2 separate regions of the Homo sapiens genome follow, and region 2 is linked to region 1. A link is an interaction called in ENCODE POLR2A ChIA-PET data of the cell type or tissue named here. Cell type or tissue: GM12878. All regions are shown on one strand. Each heading gives the region's core, and the rest is flanking DNA. Links, peaks and the distances in the headings are about the cores only.

Evidence for each region. ChIA-PET counts read pairs that join two places held together with the same protein. Peaks named below come from ENCODE experiments on the same cell type or tissue, not always from the same donor. Only the 100,000 strongest peaks of a DNase experiment are listed, where the experiment ranks them.
Region 2: POLR2A ChIA-PET joins it to region 1 with 7 read pairs; 3 of 35 experiments call an interaction of 5 or more read pairs at or near these places.

The regions. Positions count from the first base shown.
Region 1 is chr1:180,802,907-180,808,296 of GRCh38, reverse strand. XPR1 (xenotropic and polytropic retrovirus receptor 1) reads right to left here. Exons shown (of 15, transcript NM_004736.4): 4 at 4,686-4,909; 5 at 2,086-2,235; 6 at 1,740-1,823. Among named protein-coding and RNA genes, the nearest start is that of LINC02816, 100 kb to the left of the region's middle. In GM12878, for the core only: no CTCF peak of the experiment used is centred there; a DNase peak (open chromatin) is centred at 2,766.
Region 2 is chr1:180,704,591-180,709,980 of GRCh38, reverse strand. All of the region lies in intron 2 of XPR1 (xenotropic and polytropic retrovirus receptor 1), which reads right to left. Among named protein-coding and RNA genes, the nearest start is that of XPR1, 75 kb to the right of the region's middle. In GM12878, for the core only: no CTCF peak of the experiment used is centred there; no DNase peak of the experiment used is centred there.

The sequences.
Region 1 (5,390 bases), core at 172-5,171:
TTTTTTTTTGGTATATGGAATTCAACTGTTTCAGCATCCTTAGTTGAAAATGCTACCCTTCTCCACTAATCTGCTTTATATCTTTATCAAATATCTGTTGTTCGTAATATGTTAGTCTATTTTTGGACACTCTATTCTGGTCCATTGATCATTTGCCTACCATGACACTATTACCACACTCTCTTGATTACTGCAGCTTTAATAAGCTTTCATAAGGTAATGTTAATCCTTCAATTTATGTTCCAAAGTTGCTTTGGCTATTCTAGGTCCTCTGCCTTTCCATATACTTTTCTTTTTTTGGAGACAGAGTCTTGCTCTGTCACTCAGTGCAGTGGCGCGATCTCGGCTCACTGCAACCTCCACCTCCTGGGTTCAAGTGATTCTTGTGCTTCAGCCTCTCAAGTAGCTGGGATTACAGGCATGTGCCACGAAGCCCAGCTAATTTTTGTATTTTAGTCGAGATGGGGTTTCATCATGTTGGCCAGGCTGGTCTTGAACTCCTGGCCTCAAGTGATCCACCTGCCTCAGCCTCCCAAATTTCTGGGATTACAGGCATGAGCCATCGTGCCTGGCCTCCATATAAATTTTTAAATCTGCTTATCAATTTTACAAAGAAGTCTTCTGAGATTTCTGAGCTGGAACGTATTATATCTATAAATCACCTCAGGAAGAAACAACGTATCTTTAAAATACTGGGTGTGTGCAATATACCCATGAACATAGCATCTCTCTCATCCAAGTCTTTAATTTTGCTCAGCAGTGTTTTGTAGTTTTCAATGTAAAGGCCTTACACATCTTTTGTCAGAATTATTACTAAGCATTGTATATTTTGATGATATTATAAACAGCATTGCTTTAACATTTTTTGATTTCCAATTGTTCTTGCAAGTATCTAGACAAATGATTTTACATATTGGTCTTGTATTTGGCAACCTTGCTAAACTCATTTGTTAGTTATAGTAGCTATTCTATAGATTCACTAGATTTTCTACATAGATCATCAAGTCACTGGCAAAACCCCACTGGTTTTACTTCTTCGTTTCTACCCTGAATGTCTTTTATTTCTTTTTCTTCCCTTACCGCACTGGCTATAATCTCCAGCACAATGTTGAATACAGGTGTTAAAAGTGAATACCCTTTTTTGGGCCAAGTCTTAGGGAGAAAGCATGCAGTGTTTACCATTGAGTATGATAATAATTGTAGAGGTTTTATTTTTTTTTTAATAGATGCCTTTCATTAGGCTATGGAAGCTCTGTTATTGATTTCTATTCCACTGTTGTCTGAAAATATACTTTGCATGACTTAAATCCTTCTATATTTATTGAGACTTGTTTTATGACACAGAAGATATCACTTAATAAATTTTCTTTTTTTATAACTACTGTGTAGATATCATTTAATAAATGCTTTTTTGGAGTAAGCTATATAGCAATCCAGTATATCTGAACCCACCAGATCATTTTTTTTAAATCACATCTTAATCATTTGATGATACCAGTAAGTTAACATGTCAGTAAGAATAAACAAGAAAGTACAGTATGAGAAGAGAAAGGTGGAAGACATTATAATTCAGAATGAAGTAAAATATAGCATATAATGTTTAAAAAACTAAAATAAGAAAAATAGCAACTACTTATAAACTTTGGCTGAAAATTTTTTTAAGATAATGGGGCCAGCTAAATACTGTGTTGATTATTAAATAGGTGAAACCAAACAAACTACTGGAACCAAATACTAACCTGAGCAGCTCCCAAAGGGGGGACACGTAAACGCTTCATAGCCTTTTGTCTGTCACCATCTTCAAGTTCATTGGTCACTACAGCCTAGAAAGACAAATTATTACATTTTGGTTAGGTTATACTAAACTTGAGTGATGCACAAATAATTCTGTACCATTTATATATATTATATTCTGACAACTTTTTGGTGAATATATACTGATAAAGAAAATGAAAAAAAATCACAGGTAAGGCATATATATTCAAAGCTAGCAACTAGTTACAAAATAACAGAAATAAGGAATTGCTTCCCTAAATATAAAACGTGTAACTGAAAATACGTTGTAAATAAACGAGATTATTGTACCTCAGTTTCAGAGATAAGCTGGTTGATTTTCTTGCATGTATAAAATGGGGCCACCTCTACGTGAGCCACTCGCCAATCTGCTCCACGAGATGTTTCCAGGATCTTGTCATGCTTTTTCAGGATTTTTCGAAACCCTGTAAAATTCAGATTCTACAGAAAGAAATGAGAAACACAACTATAATTTCTACTACCATCAAAAATGATGAAAAAGAATAAGCACTAAGCACTGACAGAGCTGGCTGGACAAAGATTAAGTACTCTAGGAAATGGCAAAGCTTTCATAAAAGCATCTACTACTAAAAGGATGACTCTTCTTTTTTATTCCTTTTATTCATTTCAAGGTAGTATGCTATTAGTAACACAAAGAAACCCTGAACTATGAACCCTATTATTTCTCTTTCAAGTAAATTAATGAAAGTCCTAAGCTCAAAATGTTTTTGTTTCCTGTTTTCTATGTATAATTATTTTCAAAATAGCTAATTTCTATTATTTTGCTGCTTTGGTCAAAAGAATTATTTTCAGAAAATGTTTTGCATTTGCCCATGCACTGAACACATTTATTTAGTTCTTTATTTTTGGAAGGACTGGTACAGGAGTATGTATCTCCCCCTGCCATGCAATCATGCATGTTCCAGTAAGGAAAATGGAAGATCATCTAGTGCTCTTAACTTTCATTTTCCTTTCACTCATTCTCAGTTTGGGTATGGGAGTGCTAAGAAGAGTAAGTAGAAAGGAGGAAGTGATCATACTTACAGGGTTCAGTTTATAATGGGTAGAAGTCCCTATTTTTCCTCAATTTCTACAATAACAAAATACTATACATTTCAACATCTCAAATTGTTGTTCTTTGCCCAGCATGCAAAAAAGCTAAAAACTCAATTTGCAAGGTTACATCTTTAAACCAGAGGTCTCCCAAATTTGCTGATTACATGTCCCCAACAGTAAGAAATTGTGCACTCACTCCAGAACAGGCTTTCCTTACTTATTTGTTTACATATTTTTCCCTCATGCTTTAATGTATGATCTTAAAGTCTGTGTGGGGTGCATACATACATCATGACTTAGAGATAGCTTTTAATCAATCTTCCTTTCTCCTTCATTCTCAAAATAAATGTATTCTTACAGAATAGATGACCCCCAAAGAATAGAAGATAAAGCAGAACTTTCATAATTAATTATTACTTTTGTTTTCCCAAGGAGCATTTTATAATGACTCCGAACAAAAGCTGCTAGGAAAGTTAATACAATAAAATTTAACAAAGATTTTTCCATGTAACACACAAACATAATTTATGAACTATAAAATGGTAATGTTGCTATACCATTATAGGAAAGAGGAAATACATTTTATTTTTGTTTTTTAAATTATAAAGCGATGAACAAATCTCAAAGCAAAGGAATTTATCACTATATAAATATATGTAATTATTTTTCTACTAAATTGTTTTCTTACTAGGTTTGTCTTCAAATGATAGAATATTAAATCACTAAAGAACAAAGTAGAATTATAGAAGAAAATGATAAACACATGCATTAACAATTTAAGATTACTGCAGATATGGGACTTTAACTACTTTTTATTTTAAAATTCTAATATTCCAGGTAATACTTTTGTTACATAATCTTTAGTTTTAATATGGTATATCATCCTATGATGATCCTAACCACTCATTATAAGTAATAATCACAAGAATAAAATAGAAAAAAAATAGTGCATAAGGTCTCTCTAAAGATTAGATAGATGCTTTTCTCAATAACTTTTAAAAAATATGATTTTATTGCAGCCCATGGACAGTAAAATTGGAAAGATTCTTTCAGCTGCAAGTTGAAAAGTCAGGGTCTTTGTTTTATTAGTGTCAGCTGCAGAAAAATTAACTATCTGATAGCTTTTGTAGAAATTTTGCTATTGGTTAGGAGGACTATAAAAGCCCTTACAGGCTGGGAGCATTGGCTCACGCCTGTAATCCCAGCACTCGGGAGGCTGAGGCAGGCAGCTCACTGAGCTGAAGACCAGCCTGGCCAACATGGTAAAACCCCATCTCTACTAAAAATACAAAAATTAGCTGGGGATGGTGGCGTGCGCCTGTAATCCCAGCTACTCAGGAGGCCGAGGTAGGAGAATTGCTTGAACCCAGGAGGCGGAGGTTGCAGTGAGCCGAGATCGTGTCATTTTACTCCAGCCTGGGTGACACAGTGAGACTCTGTTTCAAAAAAGAAAAAAAAAAAAGAAAGGAAAAAAAAGAAAAGCCCTTACATAGCCAACAGTGGCTGGAGAGATGTATTATTTCTATTCATGACTATCAGAGCTGCCTCTAAAAACAGGAAGCAAACTGTTAGTCCTTGAGTTGTGGACTATCCCTAAATATTAAATATTATAGGAAAGTTTTTGGAATATGAATCTTCAAAAACAGAAGTCTTGTTAACACAGTTTTACTGCCTCTGACACATGGTTTTTAGCCAGTAGGAACCCCAAGAATAACAACATGTTAAGGATTTTCCTTTTTGGAACTGACCCACTGGTAATACTTTAGGGTACTTCCATTTATTGAAATTTCTCATTTACTTAAAGGTGCCATTTTCTAGGGTAAGAATCTAAGTACCTGATAGTTCTGCAGCAGGATTAGACTGAGGTAGAACTCACTGAAGGCCAGTTTAAGGTCTTTAATATTTCTATGTTGGACACGTTCCTCATGGGACAAGTGGAAGACTGGCTTTCTGCGTTGTCGCAGCGTAGTAACACCAGTGCTTTCTTTCTGTGCATCCAGTGATGACTGAAGCTCATTCTGAAGTGTAGCAAACCTGCGCTGAGCCTCTGCGAGCTTCTCTATAAGAAATAGAACGGAACTGTCAAATCAGTAAGATAAAAAAGTTCCTACTGACTTCTGAATTTTTAATAATTCCCATTTGCTCCCTTAGAATTTCTAGAAGAAAACCGTTACATGTAATATTTAGAACTCTATAGGAAAAAATATTTTTGTGTAACACTCTCCTTTCATTTTACCCCCCATAAAACCTCATGTACCCTTTCTTTTTACAAATGAATAAATAAAATGTAAAGAGCCACTAAGAGTGAAAACGCAAAATGGTACAGCCTCTCTGGTATTTGGAAAATAGCTGGCAGTTCTCGAAAGGTTAAACATATGATTCAGCAATTCCATTCCTAGGCATATACTTAAGAGAGCTGAAAACATATGCTCACAGGAAAACTTGCATACATATACTAACTTGCATTTATAATAGCCAGAAAGTGGAAACAATCCAAATGTCCATCAATTGAGGAACAAATAAACAAAATGTGGTGTGCA
Region 2 (5,390 bases), core at 66-5,065, 98 kb after region 1:
TGAGCTGAGATCACGCTATTGCACTCCAGCCTAGGTGACAGAGCAAAACTCCATCTCGAAAATAAAAATAAAAAAATTAAAAAAAAAAAAAACCCTCAAAACTCAAGAATAGGAGAAAAACAACCCAATTTTTCAAATAGGCAAAAGATTTGAACATTTTCCTAAAGAAGATATACCAACGGCAAATAAATAGGAAAAGTCTCAATATCGTTAGTCATTTGGAAAATGTAAATTAAAAACACAACGAGGTAACACCACATTCCTATTGTAATGACTAAAATTAAATAGATTGACAATACCAAGTATTGGTGAAGACATGGAAAAAAAATGAAACATTGACACATTCTAAGTGAACGTAAAATTGCACTGCTACTTTGGAATCTCAAAATAATTAGGTTGACTGAAAGAAGCCAGACAAACAAGAGTACATACTGTCTAAATACATATAAAACTTTAGAAAATGTAAACTGATCAACAGTGAAAGAAAGCCAATCAGTGTTTGACTGAGAAGGGATAGAGTGAGATGCGGTGGGAAGCAGAGATTACAAAAAGGTATGAGGAAACTCTTGGGGGTGATGGATATGTTCACTATCTTGAGTGTGGTTATGGTTTCGCCAGTGTATACAAATGTCATAACTTATCAAATTGCACACTTTAAATATATACAGTTTATTAAATGTCAATTATACTTCAAAAAAGCTGTTTAAAAAACACACTAACCAGGAGAGATAAAAGCTGCTTTTCTTTAAAACTTTACATGCTTATGGCCGGGCACGGCGGCTCATGCCTGTCTGTAATCCCAGCACTTTGGGAGGCCGAGGCGGGTGGATCACCTGAGGTCAGGAGTTTGAGACCAGCCTGGCCAACATGGTGAAACCCCATCTCTAGTAAAAATACAAAAATCAGCCGGGTGTGGTGGTGGGCGCCTGTAATCCCAGCTACTCAGGAGGCTGAGGCAGGAGAACTGCTTGAACCTGGGAGATGGAGGTTACAGTGAGCCAAGATCGTGCCACTGCACTCCAGCCTGGGCGACAGAGCGAGACTTGTCCCCGCCCCCGCCCCCCCCCCCCCAAAAAAAAAAAAAAACTTTACATGCTTATAAGACTACAGCTATCTGAAGATAAAGATTTAAAAATTATCTTTTAAAAATGCAAATTCGACATTTCATTTTGGGGAAAATTTTTGTTAAAAAACAATATTTAACTTTACAACATAAAAAATTAAACATTACCTTTATGAAAGAGTTTGAAATTTTTAGTTGCATGATATTTCAAATAAAACATTCAAAAAATATTTAAGGAAAGTCATATGCAGAGTCACGTTTTCCTGTTCTTTTGAATATTTAGGGCTAAAAATAGGAGTCAGTTATGCCAGGAATATAGGTTAAAAAAAAAAATCACCTTGCAATAAAATCTCCACTAAAAAATTTTAGAACTAAATCTTCCAGAAACGTAAATTTACTGATAAAATTTGTCCTGCCTTTTATTTATTGTGGTAAAATATATATAACATTAATTCTACCATTTTAACCAATATTAAGAGTACAATTCAATGGCATTAAGTACGTTCATAATGTTGTGCAACCATCATCACTATTATCTCCAAAATTTTCATCACCTCAAACACACATAGTAAGGAATTACAAAGTGTTTATTAAACAAAACAAAAACAGGAAATTGAACATACTTCTTTAGATGCAGTCTTGTAAATCACAGATGACATGAGAGTCAGATGCTACTATCCACAAAAACAGTAGGCAAAAACCACTGGCTACTGATTACATCCACCTGAAAATTCTGAAAACTCCTATTTGTAATAGATGTTCAATTAAACTTCCTTTTACTTATTAATCTAAAAACAGTATCACGCAGCTAATTAAAAATCATGTATCTATTTTTTCCAGTTTTTTCATATTGGCCGAATATTGTGCCTAAATAGTCTATTCAGCTTTTCTAAATTCATTTGACCTAATTGTTTTATTTAAATTTCCAACTAGGCGTTCTAAAAGACCTCAACAAGAAATGCTAATTAGAAATACTACTGCCATCATCCTCACATCACTACTTCAGCACCAATATCACTACCTCCAAAAAGACAAAAAGAAACAATGAGAAAAATTAGTAATGGATAATAAAGATCTCCACAACCATAATCAGGACCCTGAAAGGTCTCTTACTAAGAAATAAAAGTTAAAATATTTCTAAAATATTTTGCACAAAAGATTAGGATTTATGTTTACAACAAACAACACTTCTCTTCTACCAAGGTGTTTCCAATAAACATTCTGTAGGTTTTCTGGAGAGTTGCAGTAAAGACAAGAAAAAGAAAACTAAAATCAGGAAGCACAATCCTTCTAGGTTCACAACACAAAATCTATAAACAGGAACAGGGGAGAATTGGGTCTGCCTATATTCCACAGCCCTATTCAGATAGTGTTATGTAGGTACTTTAAAAAGGTAGAATCTCTCAAGTCCAAAGGACAGCAGGGACAGGTATAACTTGAAAAACAATTCCACTATTAAAATTAAACCACTGCACTTCATTCTATTTGTGTTCTCACTTATAAGTGGAAGCTAAATGATGAAAATACATAGATACATAGAGGGGAGCAACACACACTAGCCTATCGGAGGGTGGAGGGTAGGAGGGAGAGGATCAGGAAAAATAACTAATGGGTACTAGGCTTAATACCTGGTTGATGAAATAATCTATACAACAAATCCCCATGATTTAAACTTACCTATGTAACAAACCTATACATGTAAGTCTGAACTTAAAAGTTTTTTAAAAAATGATTTAAAAATCTATCCTGGTTTTCTCACCATGTAACTATTCTTCCAACTACTGTCAAGATAAAAATTCTATTCTGACCGTTATTTTTGTTGATTCTCCAAAATTAGAAATCTTAACTCTTAATACAAGTAAATATTTCTTTTTTAAAATACATATTTCTACAACTGATATTGACTGAAAAATTAGCTAGAAAAACATATGCCAAAATATTACTTTATAGAAAATACTGTTTTCAGCTTAAATAAATTCCATTTAAGAATGCTTCTGTAGGGCTGGCCATGGTGGTTCACGCCTGTAATCCCAACACTTTGGGATATCGAGGTGGGCAGATCACGAGGTCAGGAGTTCGAGACCAGCCTGGCCAACATGGTAAAATCCTGTCTCTACTAAAAATAAAAAATAAAAAAAAATAGCCAGGCATGGTGGCTTGCACCTGTAATCCCAGCTACTCAGGAGGCTGAGGCAGGAGAATTGCTTGAACTCGGAAGGCGGAGGTTGCAGTGAGCAGAGATCATGCCACTGCACTCCAGCCTGGGTGACAGTGCGAGACTCTGCCTCGGGGAAAAAAAAAAAAAGCTTCTGTGTCTTGATAGATGTAGATGTTGTACAACAGTGAATGTACTAAATGCAATCAAAATGGTTATTTTGTGTTATGTGAATTTTCACATGAAAAAGACAGTATTTCTATGCATATTCTGGGTCATACAGCTAATTGAAAATCATGCATCTATTTTTTCCAGTATTCCTGAAGAAGGGAGCATATGGCTCTAATTGTTGCTGACAGATACCTGGAGAACTCCAACATGGATAATGACACAGCTGTAAGAATCATTTTAAAAAGTAGAGCCGGAAACTCAATGGGACCATACCTGAAGCCTGCATTCCTTAGACTTAATCAGTTCAAGACAGCACAAAGCCTATATTTTTATGGATACTTCTGAATCAGAACAAGGAACCCACGAAGGTCTATAAATCCAGTCTGCATTAAACTAGTAACTCCAAATCTTAGAATACACTAGTCTACCAAATAAAGTCCAACTTTTTAAATTATTTAAGCTCCTTGGGAAGCTGGCTTTATCCATACAGCTAACTATTCTCCAGTGATAACCCTCCATGCTTCATTTTAAGTGTTCTACTAAATCTTCCCTGAATGTCTTAGAAATGTGCATTCTTTTGGTTTCGTCTTGTTGCTTCTCTGTGCTTAGAAGGCCCTCTCCTAAGGCTATCTAAATGTTAACCATGCTTCAAGATCCAGTTCAAATCCCTTTTTCTCCATTAGTCATTCTCTTACTACTACTTTTAGGAAGATTCTTTCATGGCCATTGCGAATAAACTGCTTCTGAGGATATCTACCTAATATATTGTGTTACTTTTGTATTGTTAAAAATTCTTCTTTGCTGTAAATTTATTAACCTAACTTTTTTTTGCCATGTCAAGAGTGAATCATATCATAGTTTTCCTTAAGTGGAAATTATAGTCTTATAGAAAGACGACATATTGTTTTGCTAACATGTTAGAGGATCCCATACAGAAAAAACAGGAACGTGAAAATAATAAATCTTACAATGTAAATTATCTTATTTTGATGTATCCTTTAAAATTAACTATCTCATTTTCTTGTTGTAATGGCCAAAAGATTCCTTTGTGAGGAACCTAATAAGAACATATTTTGGAACTGCACAGCAATTGTGGAACAAGAGAAAATTTGAAATGTATTTAATCACACTACATTTCCAACACTTTGTTTCAGAGTAAATATAGGCATCTCAACCTCAAATAAAATTCATGTGCATTAGGGTATTTGCAAAATTAACTGCATGGGATAATACACCAATATAAATTCAATTTCCTTTTCCAATTTCACTGATTGCACCTCTTACAGTAAACACATAGCTGGTCAATTTCTCATCAGGAAACACGAATTGGCACTCTGTTTCGAAGGTGACAAACAATCTTTCACCTTTCAACCTTCAATAAGAAAATGAAATTTTAATCAATACAGGTAGATCCCCCACCCCCAATACCCTAATCCCAAAAAGTTATGCTTGTGGTTGCCATGCCTAAGAGTATTACTTAATGCTTAAAATCATCGCAGTTTATCTTTTCAGCTACAGTAGACACATTTTGTCAAATCCAAAGTGTACTAAGACTTTAAGCTTTAAAGAATAAAGAATTTTATCCTAAAATATATATATACATTTATATTTATAAGAGTGTATATATGCATGCATTTCTGTTCCATGAAACAGAAAGCCTGAAACAGTGAATAACCCAGTAGCAATGATACTTCCAAAGCAGTGTCCAGTATGTGGTGTCTAAAAGGAAGTAAGATTCCATGATTATTACTTAAAAAAAAAAAAAAAAAAAAAAAAACAACCAACAGTCCCTGGAAAAATGGCTGATTGGAGGTCCCAGGCTGGAAATATATATGTCAAGTCTGGAAATTTTTGTAATATCAAATAGAAAAGAAGTTATAATAGGATACTAAGAGTCTATCAAAAGGAATGAGAAAACCAACTGAATAGGCTCCCACTGGCCAAAGATGAGAATTTAATCATTAATAGGGATAAAACTGCACTGTACCAAAATATACCAAA